Linked DNA regions of Homo sapiens: region 1 is linked to region 2. The links are chromatin loops, found by intact Hi-C in ENCODE. Cell type or tissue: PC-3. All regions are shown on one strand. Each heading gives the region's core, and the rest is flanking DNA. Links, peaks and the distances in the headings are about the cores only. Region 1 has its middle 29 kb from the start of F2RL1. Region 2 has its middle 14 kb from the start of AGGF1.

Region 1 (11,109 bases), core at 2,115-10,114, 230 kb before region 2:
AATTTGGTATTTTATTGCTACAAAGAATCTGCTTTGTCAGTCATAAGATCTCTGTTTTAATGTTAATGCTGGTCAGCTGTGCCTGAATTCCAAAGGGAGGAGAGTATAATGAGGCATATGAGACCCTCATACCCGGGTTTGAAATCCCCTTGGTGGAGAGGAAGGGGTCTGTTTAGTCATTTGGGGGAGGAGCTTATAATTTCATTTTTGGCTCACATTACCCTGGTGGGAATTCGTGACTGGAAGACAGCACGAGGGAGTCTTCCAGGATTCTGGTAGCATTCTGATTCTTGATTTGAATTCTGGTTCTATGGATATGAATTTTATAAAAATTCATGAAACTGCAAACTTATCATATGTACACTTTTTTTTTTTCTTGAGACAGAGTCTCACTCTATCATCCAGGCTGCAGTGCAGTGGCATAGTCTTGGCTCACCGCAAACTCTGCTTTGCGGATTCAAGCGATTCTGGTGCCTCAGACTCTTGAGTAGCTGGGACTACAGGCGTGCACCACCATGCCTGGCAAATTTTTGTAGTTTTAGTAGAGACGGGGTTTTGCCATGTTGGCCAGGCTGGTCTTGAACTCCTGACCTCAAGTGATCCACATGCTTCAGCCTTTCAAAGTTCTGGGATTAAAGGCATGAGACACTGCACCTGGCTGACATGTACACTTTTTGTAGGTATGTGATACTTCAATAATTTTACATATATTTTAAAAATTAAATAAATGTATGTATTTTAAAACCTAGCCTCATGTGCATACACACAAAAAAATAATTACATCATATAGAACTTCATAAAGAATGTCCAAAATTTAGAAACACACATACACACACGTGTGCAAACACACACATGCACAGTTAGGAGAAAGAGAGATCCTGGTAGTGTGATAGAAAAAAGAGGTTCAGCCAGGTGTGGTGGCTCAAGCCTGTAATCCCCGCACTTTGGGAGGCCGAGGCGGGCGGATCACGAGGTCAGGACAACGAGACCGTTCTGGCTAACACGGTGAAACCCCATCTCTACTAAAAATACAAAAAACTAGCCGGGCGTGGTGGCAGGTGCCTGTAGTCCCAGCTACTTGGGAGGCTGAGGCAGAAGAATGGCGTGAACCCGGGAAGCGGAGCTTGCAGTGAGCAGAGATCACGCCACTGCACTTCAACCTGGGCGACAGAGCAAGACTCCGTCTCAAAAAAAAAAAAAAAAGAAGAAGGTTCACATTTGTGGAGTGTGATTAAAAAAAAAACAATCCTCAACCCCTAGAAGATGGGAAGAAAGCAGGTTTGAGGAGGAAGAAGAATTAGAAAGCAGTATAGTATGACTCACCCAAGAACAATGACAACCAGCACTGCCCTTTGTCACTTGGACTTTGAACAAACAGTTGGTAAAATTATTTTGAGGTGTGGGTGAGTAAGGGGGTGTGCCCTGGGGCATTACTTGCTCAAATTGGTTTCTGCCCTGTATGAGATCAACACATAGATCACACATTAACTACTCCCATCCCACTTGAAAATGGCCCGTATACCATCAGGAGAAAGACCTCGACCATTTCCCATGATTATTCTTGTTATTCTAACATCCTTCAGATTGAGTGTTAAGTCCATATATTATGAAATTAATGAATCTTTCCAGAATCTCAAGCAGCAGTTCTATTATAATGTAAATCAGAAATCTTTGAGACGCTCCTTTTTTTTTGAGACAGAGTCTCGCTCTGTCGCCAGGCTGCAGTGCAGTGGCACAGTCTCAGCTCACTGCAACCTCTGCCTCCTGGGTTCAAGCGATTCTCCTGCCTCAGCCTTCCGAGTAGCTGGGATTACAGGTGCCCACCACCAAGCCTGGCTAGTTTTTGTATTTTTAGTAAAGACACGGTTTTGTCATGTTGACTAGGTTGGTCTCGAACTCCTGACCTCAGGTGATCCACCTGCCTCAGCCTCCCAAAGTGCTGGGATTACAGGCATGAGCCATCGCACCTGGCCTGAGAAACTTGTTAAAAACACAGATTTCTTGGGGCAAAGATTCAGCAGGTGACCGGTGGATCCGAAGAATCTTCATTTTAACCAGCTTCCCTTGCCTTTCCATCTGCCATAAAAGTCTGGATTTTAGCCGGGTGTGGTGGCTCACGCCTATAATCCCAGCACTTTGGGAGGCCGAAGCAGGCGGATCACCTGAGGTCAGGAGTTCGAGACCAGCCTGGCCAACGTGGTGAAACTCCGTCTCTACTAAAAATACAAAAATTAGCCGGGCATGGTGGCGGGTGCCTGTAATCCCAGCTACTCGGGAGGCTGAGGCAGGAGAATCGCTTGAACCTAGGAGGCGGAGGTTGCAGTGAGCCAAGATCGCGCCATTGCACTCCAGCCTGGGCAACAAGAGCGAAACTTCATCTCAAAAAAAAAAAAAAAAAAAAAAAAAAAAGGCCGGGTGCAGTGGCTCACGCCTGTAATCCCAGCACTTTGGGAGGCCGAGGCGGTTGGATCACGAGGTCAGGAGATCGAGACAATCCTGGCTAACACGATGAAACCCCGTCTCTACTAAAAATACAAAAAATTAGCCGGGCGTGGTGGTTGGTGCCTGTAGTCCCAGCTACTTGGGAGGCTGAGGCAGGAGAATGGCATGAACCCAGGAGGCAGAGCTTGCAGTGAGCCAAGATCGCACCACTGCACTCTAGCCTGGGCAACAGAGTGAGACTCCGTCTCAAAAGAAAAAAAAAAAGTCTGGATTTTATCTGTGCATTTTATGTGTCAACTTGACTGGACCACGGGATGCTCAGATATTTGGTTAAACATTATTCTGAGTGTAACGCTGAGGGTGTTTCTGGATGAAATGAACATTTCTATAGGTTGACTGAGTTAAGCAAATTGCCCTCCCCCATGTCTGTGGGCCTCATTCAATCGTTGAAGGCCTGAATACAACAAAAAGGCTGAATATAACAACATTTGTTCTCTCTGGCTGACTGTTTTTGCGCTGGGAACATTAGGCTTCTGCCTTTGGGCTTGGACTTGGACTGGAATTTACATCATTTGTTCCCCTGGGTCTCCAGCTTGGCAACTGCAGATCTTGGGATTTCTCAACCTCCATAACTACATGAGCCAATTCATTTGTATATGTGTATATATTGGCTCAGGACAGCACACCTGACAACTCTGGTTCCCAGCTGCAGGGGGAGGCTACCCAAGTATCTGGCAGATCTCCAACTATGCATGCACAGGGTAGACTCCAAGCAGTTCAGATAAGGCTAAAATAACAGAGGCTTCAGCTGTTCACTCACCACGGGGGAGGCAAAATTCAGAATTTGAGTTCAGCCAAGTTAACTGCCTACTAAACTAAAAATTTGGGATAAGCCAGGTGCAGTGGCTCACACCTGTAATCTCAGCACTTTGGGAGGTCGAGACAGGCAGATGACTTGAGCCGAGGAGTTCAAGACCAGCCTAGGCAACATGACAAAACCTCATCTCTACAAAAAAAATAAGAATTAGCGGGGCATAGTGGTGTGTGCCTATAGTCTCAGCTACTTGGGAGGCTGAGGTGGGAGGATCACTTGAGCCCAAGAGGCAGAGATTTCAGTGAGCCGAGATCATGCCCCTGCACTCCAGCCTGGGCAACAGAGTGAGTCCCTGCCTCCAAATAATAATAATAGGTCTGGCCCAGTAGCTCACGCCTGTAATCACAGCACTTTGGGATGCCTTAGAGGGCAGATCACCTGAGGTCGGGAGTTCAAGACCAGCCTGACCAACATGGAGAAATCCCATCTCTACCAAAAATACAAAATTAGCCAAACTTGGTGGCACATGCCTGTAATCCCAGCTACTCGGGAGGCTGAGGCAGAAGAATCATTTGAACCTGGGAGGCGGAGGTTGCAGTGAGCCAAGATCGCACCATTGTACTCCAGCCTGGGCAACAAGAGCGAAACTCCATCTCAAAATAAATAAATACGTAAAATAATAATAATAATAAATAATTTGGAATGTCCTGGCTGGGTACTCAGCAGGTCACTGAATATGCAGATATGTGGGAGAACAAGGGTAGGGGAGTGAGCAGGAACCTGGGGAGACCAAAAAGCAGAGAAAGAACTCGGACAGGTCTTGCCACTGCAACAGTCAGAGTAGGAGGCAAGTGCCACTGCCACAGCCGCCAGACACGGGCCCTTGCTGCTCCTGGACTCTTGACCCTGCCACCCTGGAAACAATCTGTCATTCTCCTGACATGCAGGTACTAATGCCCTCAAAAGTCAAAAATCCTGGGTAGGAATGTCTGATTGGTGTAGCCGGTATCATATGCCAGTGCCCCAACTACCAAGGAGAAGGGGAAAAGAATGTCTGTGCGTCCTTCGGCTGCCAGAGTAGGGTACCTCCTGCAAGCTCATATTTCCCCAGGAAGCAGGAAGCAGGAAGCAGGAGCCCATGCCAGGAGGGCCACTCTATTGCCAAAAGGAAATCACAGCCAAAAAAAAAACAAAACACTCTTTTTTTTTTTTTTTTTGAGAAGGAGTCTCTCTCTGTCACCCAGGCTGGAGTGCAGGGGTGCGATCTCGGCCACTCTTTTTTTTTTTTTTTTGAGAAGGAGTCTCTCTCTGTCACCCAGGCTGGAGTGCAGTGGTGCAATCTCGGCTCACTGCAAGCTCTGCCTCAGGGGTTCGTGCCATTCTCCTGCCTCAGCCTCCCGAGTAGCTGGGACTACAGGCGCCCGCCACCACACCCGGCTAAGTTTTTTTGTATTTTTAGTAGAGATGGTGTTTCACTGTGTTAGCCAGGATGGTCTCGATCTCCTGACCTCATGATCCACCCGCCTCGGCCTCCCAAAGTGCTGGGATTACAGGCATGAGCCACAGCGCTTGGCCTTTTTTTAGACAGAGTCTAGTTCTGTCACCCAGGCTGGTGTGTGTCATGTGCATCCATGTGAAGAGACCACCAAACAGGCTTTGTGTGAGCAATAAAGCTTTTTAATCACCTGGGTGCAGGTGGGCTGAGTCCGAAAAGAGAGTCAGCAAAGGGAGTTAGCAGTGGGGCAGTTTTATAGGATTTGAGTAGGTAGTGGAAAATTACAGTCAAAGGGGGTTGTTCTCTTGCTGGCAGGGGCGGGGGTCACAAGGTGCTCGGTGGGGAGCTCTGGAGACTTATTGTCCAGGAAAAGGAATGTCACAAGGTAATGTCATCAGTCAAGGCGGGAACCGGCCATTTTCACTTCTTTTGTGATTCTTCAGTTGCTTCAGGCCATCTGGATGTATACTTGCAGGCTTGGGCTCAGAAGCCTGACAGTGTGCAGTGGCACAATCTCAGCTCACTGCAACCTCCGCCTCCTGGGTTCAAGCAATTCTCCTGCCTCAGCTTCCCGAGTAGCTGGGACTACAGGCGCACGCCGTCACATCTGGCTATTTTTTTGTCTTTTAGTAGAGATGAGGTTTCACTGGGTTGCCCAGGTTGGTCTCGGACACCTGAGCTCAGGAAATCCACCCTCCTGGGCCTCCCAAAGCGCTAGGATTACAAAAAAATCCTCTTTGACTATCCTCTATTTCCTTTCTTTTGCTCTTTCTTCCCTTATCTTCCTCACCAACTTTTTAATCTACATACAAAATATTCTGTGCATTGTGGAGAGCAGGGAATTGAAAGTGTGGTTGGCTGAATAATGGTCATCCAGAGATAGCAGTCCCTAATCCCTAGCACTTGTAAATGTTGCTGTATAAGGAAAAACGGGCTTTGTGTATGTGACTAATTTAAGGATCTTGCCATGGGGAGATTATCCTGGATTATCTGGGTGGACCATCACAAGTGTCCTTGCACAAGCCAGGCAAAGGGAGATTAGACGCACAGCAAGAGAGGAGGCAACGTGGCCACCAAGGCAGAAATTAGAATAATACGGCCACATGTCAAGGAGAGCCAGCAGCCACCAGGAGCCGGAAGGGACAAGAAGCAGATTCTCCCTAGAGCCTTCCAAAGGCCCACAGCCCTGCTGACAGCTCGCTTCCACCAGTGATACAGATTTCAGACTTCTGGCTTCCAGAACAGTGAGAGAATATATTTCTGTTGTTTTAAACTATCTAGTTTATGGTAATTTGTTACTGCAGTCACAGGAAACAAATACGCAATATGAAGAAGATGTGAAAATATTATACCTTTAAAACAAGGCAGAAAGAAGGAAGCAAGGATGCTGAGCTCATGAGTGCAATGTTAGTCACCTAGCACACAAAGGAGTGAAAGCCAGATAAAATAATCCAGAAAACCATGTGTCTTTCGAAAATAAATCTAGGATTAGAATAGGACAGACTGAGTAACACAGGGAAAAGTAATAACTCTGTTGATCCATCTAAACCAGATATATAATCTCCTGACAAATAGAGCAGGAGGTATGAATAGGAGGACATTTTAGTTGTTTAACTGGTGAAATGTTAGGGGGTGGAAGGGGGAAAGAGTGGCACAGGCTAAATCGGCTAGATGACTCAGAAAATGAATTTGTTTTCAGATAATTGCTTCCTAACGTAGCAATGATGCAGCTCTTAGTCATTCCAATAGCAAACAGCCATTCTGATAGCAATTCCACAGAGACAGCAAACCAGCTAGAACAAAAGACTGCTCCACCCACAACAAGGACTCTGGTGGGAAAAAGTTCCTAGTGAATGAATCCAACATAATTGACTCTGAGCTGCTCTTGTGTCAAAGACAGGCTATGAGAAACTGGCATGGATGGGAACAGCTTCAGACATTGGCTTCCTGTTGTGTCTTCTTGCTGCTGTGAAATGAGGCTCTAAGATAAACAGAGCAGAGGCACATCTGGAGAGGAAGGTTACCAGAAGGGTGATGTCACTAGCAGCAAATCAGAACCCCATCTTTCAGCCTAGCAGGGATTTGAAGGATTTGTATCATAGTATGCAAGGGGCTTCCAGCACTGCATGGCCTCTATCTTTAATCAAAGTCAGAAGCCTACAGGCAGGAGTGGGCTGAGCTTCTCATGTGTGCTCACATCGTGCTGGTGAGCCACTGAAGGCCTGATAGGAGGAGAGTAAGACTCAAAAACTCTGCTTAAAATCCAGATGTGTAAATGAGACGTACTCTATTAAAGAGGACAAGAATCAAACATAGGAAAACTATTATACCACTAAGATGACACAAGGCCCAAGCTGAAGTGCTTAGAAGTTTGTGGATATGAATTAACATATTTTTTTTCTTGAGTTAGCATGTGATTCCTACTCTTTGAGAAAGGTGGCTTTAGCCATGAGCTTGTACTGTTGGTGGGACTTGCTGTTTAATCAGTCAACAAATCACCAATGGGCACAGCTGTGTGCTAAACGCCAACAGGAATATAAAAGCACAGCATCCCTGATCTTAAAGGGTTTTTGCAGTTCTGCTGGGAAAATTAAACAAGCAGGAAACATCAGCATTCCAATGCAGTAAAAGCATATTGTGTACTCTTGCCTGTTGCTGCTACAGGAGTTTATTAATTCATCCACTCAACTAATAGTTATTGAATGTCTGCTTGGTGCCAAGCATGCTTCTGGGATACAGCAGTGAACAAACCAACACCAAATCTCTGCCTCATAGAGCTTACATAGGGTTGGGGAAGGTCAGACGCATTGGAGATATCTACTAGACACCAAGGTGGAGATCAGATTGATGAGGGTGGAGCTCAGGGAAGAGATCTGGACCAGAATTCAGAACTCAGAAGATGTAAACACCAGAGTGGGCTGGAGATGCTTCAGGGAGCAGGGAAGACTTGAATGGGGCCCGTTTCACAACAGCAACAAAAGCCTCTTTCACCAGTTCTCTAGGCCAAGGCCCAAGCCCTCCTGGTTTATCTACTGCCTCTTTTCCCCACTTCTCCTTATCAGTTTCCTCTTTCCGGCCCATTTTCTTCATTCCCATCTGTCTTCTTCCCTTCCCCGTCTGCTTCCTTCATCTCTTCCTTGGATGGTTCCCTTCCTGCTTCCTTGATTCTATTCTCACCCCACTATGTTCCATAATGAATAAGAAAAATCAATTAAGCAAAAAATTATTCTGACCAAAGATGATAGGAAAGGAAAGAATTCTTAGAGGATCACCCCTTGAGAGAGAATTCAGTCTGTGTTAATTCTTTCAATCTGAGTAAAGTCTTCCAGGCTCCTGAGCTTGCCTTTCTGTGTGATATTGTTACAGGAAAGGGGTCCCGATCCAGACCCCAAGAGGGGGTTCTTGGAGTTTGCGCAAGAAAGAATTCAGATTGAGTCCATAGAGTAAAGTGAAAGCAAGTTTATTAGGAAAGTAAAGGAAAAAAGAATGGCTACTCCATAGACAGAGCAGCCCCGAGGGCTGCTGGTTGCCAATTTTTATGTTTTTTTTCTTCTTATCTTTTTTTTTTTTTTTTTTTTTAAGATGGAGTTTCACTCTTGTTGCCCAGGCTAGAGTGCAATGGCCCGGTCTCGGCTCACTGCAACCTCCGCGTCCCGAGTTCAAGCATTTCTCCTGCCTCAGCCTCCCAAGTAGCTGGGATTACAAGCGCCCATCACCATGCCCAGCTAATATTTGTATTTTTTTTAGTAGAGATGGGGTTTCACTATGTTGGCCAGGCTGGTCTTGAACTCCCGACCTCAGGTGATCTGCCTGTCTCGACCTCCCAAAGTGCTGAGATTACAGGTGTGAGCCACTGTAACTGGACTGGTTATTTCTTGATGATATGCTAAACAAGGGGTGGATTATTCATGCCTCTCCTTTTTAGACCATGTAGGGTAACTTCCTGATGTTGGCATGGCATTTGTAAGCTGTCACAGCACTGGTGGGAGCATAGCAGTGAGGATGACCAGAGGTCACTCTCGTGGCCATCTTGATTTTTGGTGGGTTTTGGCTTCTTTTTTTTTTTTTTTTTTTTTTTTTTGAGATGTTGTTTCACTCTTGTTGCCCAGGCTGGAGTGCAATGGTGTGATCCCGGCTCACTACAACCTCCGCCTCCCAGGTTCAAGCGATTCTCCTGCCTCAGCCTCCCGAGTAGCTGGGAATACAGGCATGTGCCACCACGCCCGGCTAATTTTGTATTTTTAGTAGAGACAGAGTTTCTCCATGTTGGCCAGGCTGCTCTCGAACTCCCAGCCTCAGGTAATCTGCTCTCCTTGGCCTCCCAAAGTGCTGGGATTACAGGCATGAGCCACCGCGCCTGGCTGGTTTCGGCTTCTTTACTGCAACCTGTTTTATCAGCAAGGTCTTTATGACCTGTATCTTGTGCCGACCTCATATCTCATCCTGTGACTTAGAATGCCTTAACCATCTGGGAATGCAGCCCAGTTTTCAGCCTCATTTTACCCAGCCCCTATTCAAGATGGAGTTGCTCTGGTTTAACTGCCTCTGACAATATTATCAGATCCTAAAACACAATCTTAGAAATAGCTGCTCTTTCAAAACACTAGACATATATTCAAAGCCATAGAAATGTGAATGCTGACTTCATTGTTAACTGTGCAGAGAGAGGGAAATGAGAGAAAATACATGTAAATTAGCATACTTGTGTTTTCAAAGTTGTTTTTATTTTTTATTTTTTTTGAGACGGAGTCTCACTCTGTCACCCAGGCTGGAGTGCAGTGGCACGATCTTGGCTCACTGCAACCTCCGCCTCCGGGATTCAAGCGATTCTCCTCTCTCAGCCTCCCAAGTAGCTGGGACTACAGGTGCTTGCCACCATGCCCAGCTAATTTTTTGTATTTTTAATAGAGATGGGTTTTCACCATGTTAGCCAGGATGGTCTTGATCTCCTGACCTTGTGATCTGCCTGCCTCGGCCTCCCAAAGTGCTGGGATTACAAGTGTGAGCCACCATTCAAAGTTGTTTTAACAATCTTATAAATTCCTTTTTTTTTTTTTTTTTTTGAGACAGAGTCTCACTCTGTTGGCCAGGCTGGAGTGCAGTGGTACAACCACGACTCACTGCAGCCTCAACTTCCTGGGTTCAAGTGATCCTCCCACCTCAGCCTGCCAAGTAGCTGGGATTAATTTTTTCTATTTTTTGTAGAGATGGGGGTCTCACTATGTTGATTGGGCTGGTCCCAAACTCCTGGGCTCAAGCAATCCTCCTACCTTGGCCTCCCAAAGTGCTGGGATTATAGGCATGAGCAATGGCACCCAGCCTTACATTCTTTTTGTAAGTTCAGGTGAGTTTGATCTTGTATCATAATAGTGAAGGCCCTCCTTTTTTATGTATCTTTCTTCTTTTTTATTTATCTTTATCCCTCCCTCCCTGTCTCCCTCCCTTCCTTGCTTCCTTCCTTTCCTCCCTCCCTCCCTTCCTTCCACGGAGTCTCTGTCGCCCAGGTTGGAGTGCAGTGATGCGATCTCAGCTCACTGAAACCTCCACTTCCCAGGTTCAAATGATTCTCCTGCCTCAGCCTCCCAAGTAGCTGGGATTACAGGTGCCCACCACCATGCCCGGCTAATTTTTGTATTTTTAGTAGAGACAGGGTTTCACTATGTTGGCCAGGCTGGTCTTGAACTCCCAACCGCAAGCAATCCGCAGGCTTCAGCCTCCCAAAGTGCTGGGATTACAGCCATGAGCCACAGCACCCGGCTTATCTTTTTTCTTTAAAATAATACAAACTCATTCAAATATACTTGGAAAATACGGAAAATAATAGGGAAGGAAATAAAAATCAACTATTTCATCATTCAGAGATGATGATGATTCGGATGATTTCATCACTCAGAGTGAAATAGTTTGTGCTGCCTAACCAAATTCAAAATCTTGGCAGTTTACAACAACAAACATTTATTTTCTCCTTCATGGGCCCATGGCTCCACTGGGTCTCTGAGTGCCCCGCTGGGCTTGGCTGGGCCTGGGTTCAGGCTATGAGTTGGGTTAGGTCTGCTGCACGTGTTTTCTCATTTTTCTCAGATCAGTAGCTTCTGGGAGATATTTTTTCTCATGGAAGACCACAGGAATGCAAAGGTGTGAGCAGAAAAACAGGAAGCCTTTTAAGGTCTTCACTTAAAACTAGCATGCTGTAAATTTTACTCACATTTCACGGGCCAACACCAGTCCTTTGGAGGCTGAGGCAGAAGGATTGCTTGAGCCCAGGAGTTTGAGACCAGCCTGAGTAACATAGCAAGACCCTGTCTCTAAAAAAAAAATTTTTTTTTTTTTTTTAGATGGAGTTTTGCTCTTGTTGCCC
Region 2 (11,109 bases), core at 1,061-9,060:
ATAATATAATCTATGTTGATGGGAGGTTGGCTCTGGGTTAGAATCACACTGTCACTTACTAGCTGAGTGACCTTAGGCAGGTTACTTAACCTCTCACCAAGCCTCAATTTCCTCATGGGCAAAATAATATTGGTGTCAAAGCGTTTTCTTTTAACTTTTTATTTTGAAATAATTGTAGATTCATAAGAAGTTGCAAGAACAGTATAGTGAGGTACCAGGTATCCACCACCTAGCTTACCCCAATGGTGACATCTTCCATAACTACAGTTCACTATCAAAACCAGGAAATTGATTGGCACAATGCAATTAACTAGACTCAGTTCATACTCAAATTTCACCAGTTTTTGCACACACTCTTCTTTCGGGAGCAAGGGTAGGGTTTTACATAATTCTATGGCATTTCATCCCATGTATAGATTCATGTAACTACTATTACAATCAAGATAAAAATATGTGTCTTAAATACAATTAAGCATTGAAGTACTTAGCACAAGAGGTTGCACATAGAAGAAACTAGTGAAATGTTACCTACTAGTATTAATTAGATTAAATCAGATGATGTTGCTTATTCAATGCTTTCCAATTATATGAGTTACTTTGTTGGTTGACATAGACAGTATTTTAGAAGTTAGAAATAAGGCTTTTTGTATTAATCATGTTTAATTTTTTTTTTAAATTTTTTTATTTTATGAAGCTTTGTCATCTTGGGCCCTTGCCGACCTGAGGAGAAACTGTCCCTCACAGGGCGCAGCTGATTCCTATAGATGGCAAGCAACTTGCCTGTGAGAGCATACCTTTGATATGCAAACCAACCAATCTGGGCCCATACCCCACCCACCTCTTTATATCAGGCTTCTGCAGCCTGGGACACTATCCCCTTCTCCTCAGCCACCCCAGACCCAGGTACTGGCTAACCAGAGATCACCCTGTAGTTCAGAGCCCGCCGAGATTCTTCAATGTATCCAGTGCGTGCCCAGCCTGCTCAGCTGCTCACCCTTCCTCACCCATTCCTTCCATGGAAACACAATACAAGCTTTTCCCTCCTTCCTTCTCTCTCCTGATCAACTCTGGTGCTTCCCTGTGTGGCTCGCCCCCTATTCTTGGGAGCTGTGAATTTTATTTATTCTTTTTTTTTTTTTTTAAGACAGGGTCTCCCTCTGTCATTCAGGATGGAGTGCAGTGGCACGATAATATCTCACTGTAGTCTTGAATTCTTGGGCTCATGTGATCCTCCTGCCTCAGCCTTTCCAGTACCTGGAACTGCAGGCACCACTATGTCCAGCTAAATTTTAATTATTATTATTATTATTTATGTAGAGATGGTGTCTCACTAGTTGCCCAGGCTGGTCTCAAAGTCTTAGGCTCAAGTAATCATCCCATCTCAGCCTCCCAAGAGCTGGATTTACAAGTGTGAGCCACTGCACCCCACCACAAGCTGTATTTTCAATGGCAATAGTCTTCTGATCTATTTGTCTCATCCTAACTAAACCAAAACAAAATCCCTGGTACATTAAAAAATATCCTTCGAGCCCCAATTAACTCTATTTTGGAAGGATATAAACTAGAACATTCAAAGTGAGCCAAATCTGTCTAACATGGATGTGTGCCTTCCCTCAGACTGAGAGGTCCCAGTTTAGAGCAAAAAATTCACCAAAGAAATAGGTGAAAGAATTTGGCACATGGTAAGTACCCAGGAAATGTTCAGTTCCTGACTTACCATCTCCCTCTTTGACCTTAACTCACAAAGCAGATTTCCACAGCATCAGTGTCTACATGAGTAGGAGAGAACCTAATTCTTCTTAGCAAGTGTTCCTCATGAAACAAAAGAGCTTCATGCATGGCCCACTGATGCCTTTGCTTCTGCAAAGAAGACTTCACAGTCAACCTGTTTTCCAGGAAACTCATGCTGGACCTCTTCCTGTGGCAGTCCTCTGACTCAAGAGACTCAAGGTTCCTGGCCTCTGCTATGGGGCAACCCGCAGTCTGACTCACCTTGCAGCCTGCACCTTCCTGAGCCTCATCCTTATCATCCTATTAGACTTCCACTGCCTGCCAACCAGTTTGAGACTTCACTACATGGTGTTGCCAGATCTCACTCCTGCTCTTGAGTGATTCCATCTTGGAGCTTGGATCGGTCCTATCTTATTTCCCTTCTGAATGACCTCTCCATTTCAGCTTTGCTTTTTATGCTGATAACCATTCCTATTCTGGGTTCATAGATGGGCTTCAGGGGGTCAATGAAGCAATGGGAAAGGTTGTTGAGTTTTTGAAAATTCAACTTACTACGCAAATATGTAGAATGATCATTTTATCCTGCCTTTTTGTGCGTCTCCAAATATATTCTTTACCCTGGTTGCCCATTGGAATTGCCTGGGCAGCTTTTGAAATGTACTAGGCCATATCTCCAAAGTCCTGCTTCAATAGGTCAAGGTGAAACCACACATTGGTCATTTTAAAAGATTCTCAAGTGAATCCTGTAAGCATTTAAGGTGGAGCTTCATTTTCTTGGCTGGGTAGTGGGGGCGGGTGGGTAACCTCTTAGTCATGTCAAAAATCTCTGAGAGGGATCAAGCTGGAAGAATGGGAACATGTGCTTTTCCACAACCCTTTGGCCACCTCCAGGTCCTCAAATTATATGATCAAACCTGAGATATGCCCATTCAAGTGAGAATATTTGACTTCCTATAAATTGGTAGAGGCTTGCGTGCAGATTCAGTTTAGAATTCTGGGGCAGGACAAATTTGTAGGTATTGTTATGGGCCTCTGTCAAGAGACACATAATATCTGGTTTGCAGATATTGATGATTGATATTTAGGTCCATTAATTTATTAGGGGCTATGAAATGCTGATATTCTAATTCCACCATTCCTTCTTTACTTATCACTTGAAATCTTTCTATAAAGAGAAATTTCCCTTCATCTATCATTTGGTGAGCCAATGGCATGGTTCATATAGGAAGGGAGGATAAATTATACAAGTTACATGTTTTCAAATGAATTGGTTCACCGGTATCATCTGCTGTGATTAATTAAAGCTCCTTTGTCTGCTGTTTTGTAATTATTGTCTTTTGTCTGTGATATAATGCTGTAGCTAACATTATTCAATTTGACAAGTGAGCACAAGATGCAGACACAGCTTCACATACCACTTTTCTCTACATCAGTATGCGTTAATTCCTGAATTATCCAATATTACATTCACATTAGCCATCACTGAAAATGACACCTACAAGGCTGGGCATGATGGCTTACACCTGTAATCCCAGCACTTTTGGAGGCTGAGGTGGGAGGATCGCTTGAGCCCAGGAGTTTGAGACCAGATTGGACAATATAGCAAGACTCCATTTCTAAAAAAATAAAAAATAAAAAAATAAAGTTAGCCAGGCATGGTGGCATTCACCTGTGGTCCCAACTACTAGGTGGGCTGATGTGGGAAGATTGCTTGAGCCCAGAAGTTTGAGGCTGCAGTGAGCCATGATTGCACCACTGCACTCCAGTCTGGGCAACAAAGTAAGACCCCATCTCTAAAAAAAAAGAAAAAAGAGAATGGCACCTACAAAGTTAATGACACAGAAAGAGTTTAATAAGCATGTGCATACTTAAACCCCATAAAAACTTGAAGATACTTAGCACGTCTTTGTTCTGTGGTTTTTTTTTTTTTTTAAATAAGGGTCTTCAGAAGGCTATGGATTACTATTTAATTATATTTTAATCTTCCAGCTATTGTATCATCCTAGTTAGAACTGCTAAAGAGCTAAGGATTAACCTGGTTTTTGAAAGTCAGGGTGTAAGCCAGCCTACACGTCTCCCATAAACACGCTTGGTTCTTCAAGTTCCCAGCAAAAGCAACACAGCCATAACACAGGTGAGGTACATTGCTTATCAATATATACAGATTAATTGAAGTAAGAACTGTGCTGTTAAAGAGAAGTACCCAAACACATGTTCTTATAAGTTTATGCAAATAAATTCTCTAACAATTTTATATTGGAATAAAATATATATGGCAAAATATACAAACATTCATATTCCCACTGAATCTCTGTGGCTGTCTAGCCACTTGGCAGAAGATCAAAACTCTGCCAGTTTATGAAGCAGATTCTGCATTAAATTAAGGTACTGTCCTGGGCAATAGGGCAAGTGCCCATCTGTAGTAAAAATACAAAAATTAGCCAGGCACAGTGGTGCTTCCCTATGATCCCAGCTACTCAGGAGGCTGAGGTGGTAGGATTGCTTGAGCCTGGGAGGTCAAGGCTGCAGTGAACCGAATTCACACCACTGCACCCCAGCGTGGGTGACACAGCAAGACCCTGTCTCAAAAAATAATAATAATAAAATAAGGTATTGATGCTCTCTGTACATTTGGACCTAACAAAGACTCTCTCCTTGACCAAACTTTAGTCAATCTCTCCTGAGCCCTCTTCTCAACTAGGCCTCAACGTGCATAGCCCAGTTTTCACAAGAATCCCACAAAGTCAATTTAGAGAGAATCCCCCACCCTCAATATTTGATCGCTGTTGATGTCAATCAAATTCCTCATACCCTACCCTTGATATCTCATCAGCCTTTCCTGCCCTCAGCAAGAGCCTTGTTTGGCCACTCTAGCAAGAATGCCCCGTCTTTGATTTCTCTTCTTAGTAAATTTCCATCCACCATTACTCCCAACCTGCTCCTTGGCTGTAAATCTCCACTTGTTCTTGTCGTATTCAGTGTTGAACCCAGTCTCTCTCCCCTATTGCAATGGTCTTGACACTTTTACCTATTGCAATAGTTCTGATTAGGATCCTCCTTACCATGTTAATAAGGGTCAGAATGATTTTTTCTCTAACAAACCTGGGCCCAGCCTACTCTATCCAGCACTAATGTGCACCTCCCAGAAGTAAGGGAGTCTTCTTAGGATCCTCTTCTTTGATTACCTGAGATAGAAGGTGTGGGGGACCAAATTAAAGAGTACACCCGTTTCTCCCGACATTCTTTCCCATTCCTTAGATGAAGAACAAGAAGACATCACATTGCTAGATGCAGTAAAATGGGTACATAGGAAAACTTCACCAAAGGATTAAAAATAACATAATTACACTATCACAATAATCATTCCACTTACACAATAAAGTTAACTCAAGTGGGGATTCTTAGTTTCATGTTAATTTCCTCCCATAATGCCCCAAGATGGGGACATACTCTTCAGATAAATAGTCCTGCTCCTGGAGCACCCTGAGCATTCCTGGAGCTCCCTGCGCATTCCTGGCACTGGCATTTATCTCACTACATTCAAGTCACCTCTTGTCTGGGCTCCTCCAGGGTAGGGACACCTGGGGTGATGGTGGGAAGGTGGGGAGTTGCTCCTCATAGTTGAACACAGGCCTCTAATTCCATAATCATCTGAAGAACATCAGGCCCAGAATGTGGACCATTAGAAGCTCCAGGCAACATTTTGGCTCTTCAGATAGACAATACCGTGTTAGTCCTTAAACTTGTGCCTGAAACCTTTTGAAAATGTCAATGCTTTATTGCCACCTTCTGGTCAATTGTGTTTTGTGTTACTTCTTCAAGACGTCATTTGGTCTCAGTAAAAAGGATCTGAGAGAAATGAAGTCCCTGTCAGAGCAGAAATCCCACTTCTCCAGTGGTAGCCAACATGGACAGAATGTTATATATCCCTTGAGAAATTTCCCAAGGATGTGAATGCATGTATATGTCACACAAATGAATACTGTTCTGAATCTTGTAGGGTATAAAAGACAGGTCATTATAGCTTACATTTCTACAGAGCTTTGTTTTTAAAAAACAGTTTACAAAGCGCTTTCACATTTGGTCATTATAATAACTTGAGAGGCAAGTAGGATGTATTAATAGAATGATCTGTTGGCCATCCTATAAAAAGACAGGGAACTGTCAATGAACTCTAACTTTCCTTGCAGATTTGTGCTCCTATTAATCTTTTTAAGCTTTCTAGAATGGTTCTATATCTACTTTTTCATTAGCAAGCCCACTTTTGCACTTAAAATGTAATTTAGTTTACAAGAATAATGTACGCATCATATTAAACCATCTATTGTGTAGATAAAACTTTAATAATCAATTAATAACATGTATACATTAATGCCTCATGCTGATGCATAAACCTGAATTTATGGTTCATGATGATGACGATGATGAGACAGTAACATGTGAATTAAGAGCACTGCCTCTGGAAGCAGACTGTCTGAATTTGAATCCCAGCTCTGACTCTTTCTGGCTGTATTATCTTAAGCAAGTTACTTAATCTCTGGACTTCATTTTTGTTCTCTGTGAAATGGAGGTGATGATGATGATGATGGTGATGATGATGATGATACCTATCCCACAAGACTGTTATGATAATTAAATGAGTTAATATCAATACAGTGCTTAAAACAGTGCCTAGCACATAAATAATTATTTTTGAAAAGTAATTAAACCAGCTCCTGGCATGTAGCAAACACTATTTATAAAACAGAACAACAATAATTAATATTCATTGCAAACTTGCTATGTGCTAGGTTCTAAATTTAGAGCTTTCCACTCTATTATTTAATCTCCATCTGACATATGAGGAAACCTGAAACACAGAGCGCTTAAGTAACTTGCCTAAAGTCACACAGCTAATGTGGGTAACAGAACTGAGATTTAGTTAACGTGTCTCTGTCTAGAAGTTGTTACTTTACTACATAACACATGTCTGTGTTACAACTAAAGCATTTCACCCATTTATCAAGTTAATTCTATACTATTTGGAATCCTCTGTAACCCTAATGAGCTACATAAGCATCCAACTTTGTCTTTCTCTTCTAGGGTTTTGGTACACATTCAGATGAATCTTAATTTGTTCATGGCTATTTTATATGCAGACATATTCAATGCCAAATGAAATGCCATGACTATATTTAATAAGTGTATGATGATAATAAAGAAGTTGTTAGGCTTACATTCTGTCCTTGCTCATCAGGAGACTGTTCCAAGAAACTAATCTATAACTTTGGTAATTAAATATTTACTCATCATGATCTCAGATTGAATCCTCATGAACTAACACACGGCGAGAAGTACATATCAATAAACGATGGGATCATGACCAGGATCTTCCTTGAAACAGCAAGAAGGTAAATATGTAGTTGTGGCATTCCAATGTTTCCTTCGAATCATTTTAATTTCCTTTCTTATATTTTTAAATATTTTATATTATAAGAGAATTGTCAATAACTTGCTCCACCTCAGGGAAAAAAGGGAAGGGAGGAAAGGAGAAGACTCCTACAGAGTTAAATGCTTTCACATTTCTTGATTAATTCAGCACCCTACTCCACCCCCAAGTACAGGTGGGAGATGCTTCCTCACACCCACTCCACTGAGGGTCCAATCTAGGACTCCATCAGTCCTCTCCCTCTCCTTCGGTTCATGAGTGTCTTGGGGTATTATGTGCATTGGGTAGTGAAGCTGGCTCCCCAGCTTCACTGGGGATGAAGTGAGTGTTCCTATGAGTCAGTGGGGGAGGATGCTGGAGGAATGAAGTCCTCGTGGGCACCAAGGGAGGATGGTTACCAGAGTTCCCTGGTGCAGGCAGGGGTGACACTCCCATGAATGAAAGTAGAGCCAACTGCAGCTGATGGCCCAGCTCCCAAGCAGTTCCTGAGCACCAATAGCCCTCATGGTGGTCCCTTATCAGATCTGCCCACCCAGTTCTTCCTGGGCAATGCGCTCTCTCTCTTCTTGAACACCTTTTCCTAATGCCCAACCCAGCCCCAGACCCTGTTTCCTCTTTACTGTATCCTCTTGTTTCCTTTTGGTCTTGGAAAAAATTCTTACTTCCTTTAGCTCCTAACCTTCTCTAGGGTACTTCTTGCTTTTCCTCAAACTCTAGTCTTTTGTTCTTTTCTGATAGGCTGATGTTCATCAGACTCAGAACCCATTCCTTTCCTTTCAGACAGAATCTAAGGGAAAATGATACTATATTAATTATATGACTTATAATTGTTATATAACACACACATATGTATGTATACACACACACACACACACACACACACACACACACACACAGTGAGAGAGAGAGAGAGCCTTGCTTTGTCACCCAGGCTGGAGTGCAATGGGGTGATCATGGTTCACTGCAGCCTTGACCTCCCAGGCTCGGATGATCCTCCCAAGTAGCTGGGACCACAGGAGTGCAGCACCATACCTGGCTTATTTTTAAAATTTTTTAAATTATTATTTGTCTCCTTATGTTGCCCAGGCTGATTTCAAACTCCTGGGCTCAAGTGATCCTCCTACCTTGGCCTCCCAAACTGTTGGGATTACAGGCATGAGCCACCATGACTGGCCAACATATAATTATTGTCGTAATATTTTATAATATTTGGACATTATATTGTTAAATTATTATAATTGTTATAATATTGTTATTATTATAACAGTATTGTATAACACTTGTTATAATATTGTAACATGTCATCACCTTATAAACTGTTTTAATATTTATTATATTATTATAATATTGTTATAATGTTATAAACATTAAAATATAAATTTACTTTAAAATCATATACCTAGTTATTATTATATTAAAATGGTTTGAACATTCCTATCTTTCTACTCTAACTTGTGTGAATGTAACTGCTCCAGGGAGATCGTCTGAGTGTGGGGGAATTGTGGAAAGGTTCTGAGCACATTTTGTTTACCTAGTAAGGAGAGGGTGTTTATTTTGTCCTGAAATAGATATTTCAGGTATCTATTTTGATCCTCTGAAAGAAAATTTGCATTGCTTTTTTTTTAACGTCTAGTTAGTATAACCAAAGAAATTGTTGCAAGACTTCACTTACTCTATTTTCTCTAATAATCTGTAGCATGTTTGTCCTTTAAACATAACTCCCATGACATTCTTAGACTTGTGCTTCTATAGAATAAATTGCATTCAATGGATGATATAGTTCTAATGCTGGTAATCTTATTTTACAATTGCACTTTTTGTGATTTCTTAATTTGTCTGTCTCTCCCACTAGACTTTAAATGACAAGGACCTAAACCTATTTTCACTCAACCTTGTACCCCTCCCTCTTAGAGCCTTGCACCAGGCCTAGCACACAGTTGGTGTTCCACAAATATTTGTTGAACAAATAAACATTTCTCTATTTTGCCTTCAAACCTTCTTGAAGATTTTATCTACACTTTAGAGATAAGCATGAACAAGAATATTGGTAGAACCATGTTAAAGATGTAAGTTTCCTGTGCCACAACTCTCTAGGTCTTACCCAGATGACTTAAGGCTTCATCCCACATGACAGTTTCAGTGATTGGTTATAGCCACCTGGGGCAATTGTGTTGAGAAGGATTATGGAGCCAAGCCTGGGCTCAGAGGGAAAGAGCCAAGTACAGAATGGCTATATCCTTGCTGTGTATGTGCTAATCACACCTCACGTTGACATGATCACCCTGCTGAGAGAAGTGGGACCAAGGAATAATCACACATATCCAGTGTTTCACACAACTTTTTTTAGCTCATAAACTCTGTGAGTTCCACAGTCCTACACCACTTCAGACATCTGTCCATAAGTAACTCGGGTCTTCCTGTGCACTTAGTGGTCTTTCAACTTAATTCAGTAGCATACGCTCAACCCTTACTATCATGGGAATGTGTTGGTGGTGCTCAATACACAGGGATTCTGTTCAGTAATCATTTTAAAAATAAATTTTATTTCTAGGATAGTTTTAAGTTAAAAGCAAATTTTACTACTCATTTTGAAAAGTCTGACTCAAATGGTAATCTGCAAATGTAACCAATTGCAATTTGCATCAACCCATGTAGTATATATATATGTGCATGCACATACACACACAACCAGTTACCCTCTTCTTTCCACTATCATTACAACTTCTTCTGTATATCACTTCTTGGTTAATATTTGTCAAAGGGGAAGGAGAAAAGCCCAAAACTTCAAAACACACCAGGAGCATTTTTATGTCATACTGGTTGAAAAATATTCACAAACATTTCTTTCTTTTTTTTTTTTTTTTGAGATGGAGTCTAACCCTGTCACCAGGCTGTAGTGCAGTGGCGGGATCTCAGCTCACCGCAATCTCCGCCTCCCGGATTCAAGTGCTTCTCCTGCCTCAGCCTCCCGAGTAGCTGGGATTACAGACACGCACCACTACGCCCGGCTAATTTTTGTATTTTTAGTAGAGACGTGGTTTCACAATGTTGGCCAGGATCGTCTGATCTCCTGACCTCGTGATCTGCCCGCCTTGGCCTCCCAAAGTGCTGGGATAACAGGAGTGAGCCACTGTGCCCGGCCCTTGTTTGTTTGTTTGTTTGTTTGTTTGTTTTTGAGACGGAGTTTCGCTCTTGTTGCCCAGGCTGGAGTGCAATGGTGCGATCTTGGCTCATGGCAACTTCCACCTACCAGGTTCAAGCAATTCTCCTGCCTCTCAAGTAGCTGGGATTACAGGCACGCGGCACCACGCACGGCTAATTTTTGTATTTTTAGTAGCGACGGGGTTTCTCTATGCTGGTCAGGCTGGTCTGCAACTTCCGACCTCAGGTGATCTGCCAACCTCGGCCTCCCAAAGTGCTGAGATTACAGGCGTGAGCCACTGTGCCCAGTCTCACAAACATTTCTTTACCAAATTTCTGGTAAGTTTTAAGGTATTAATTGCTGGAGACTTGTCAATTAATACAACTGTCTTTTGTGGCTTTACAATAGGGATACTGAGACATTCATCAGTTTTAGGCGATTTTGTCATTGTGTAAACATTATAGCGTGTACTTACACAAAGACTTACACAAATCTAGGTGGTATAGCCTACTACTACACACCAAGGCTACATGGTATAATCTGTTGCTCCTAAGCTATAAGCCTGTACATCATGTGACTGTACTGAATACTGTGTAAACATAGAAAAGTTAATGCATTGTGCTATGACGTTACAGAGGCTACAACATCACTAGGTGATAGGAATTTTTCAGCTCCATTATAGTCTCATGGGATCACTGTCATATATATGGTCCATCATCAACTAAAATGTTATTTGGTGTATGACTGCACTTGACTTCTGGGGAAAATGTTGGAGGACATAAAACTTTCACTCTGAGCCAACTGATAT

Evidence for each region. Peaks named below come from ENCODE experiments on the same cell type or tissue, not always from the same donor. Only the 100,000 strongest peaks of a DNase experiment are listed, where the experiment ranks them.
Region 1: it touches region 2 in a loop (3-fold over the local background); 6 of 110 quality-filtered maps call a loop at or near these places.

The regions. Positions count from the first base shown.
Region 1 is chr5:76,784,315-76,795,423 of GRCh38, forward strand. No RefSeq gene overlaps it. Among named protein-coding and RNA genes, the nearest start is that of F2RL1, 29 kb to the right of the region's middle. In PC-3, for the core only: no CTCF peak of the experiment used is centred there; DNase peaks (open chromatin) are centred at 6,157 and 6,547; H3K4me3 peaks cover 1,539 bases; H3K27ac peaks cover 5,698 bases.
Region 2 is chr5:77,010,850-77,021,958 of GRCh38, forward strand. No RefSeq gene overlaps it. Among named protein-coding and RNA genes, the nearest start is that of AGGF1, 14 kb to the right of the region's middle. In PC-3, for the core only: a CTCF peak has its summit at 5,516 (motif pointing left); a DNase peak (open chromatin) is centred at 1,952.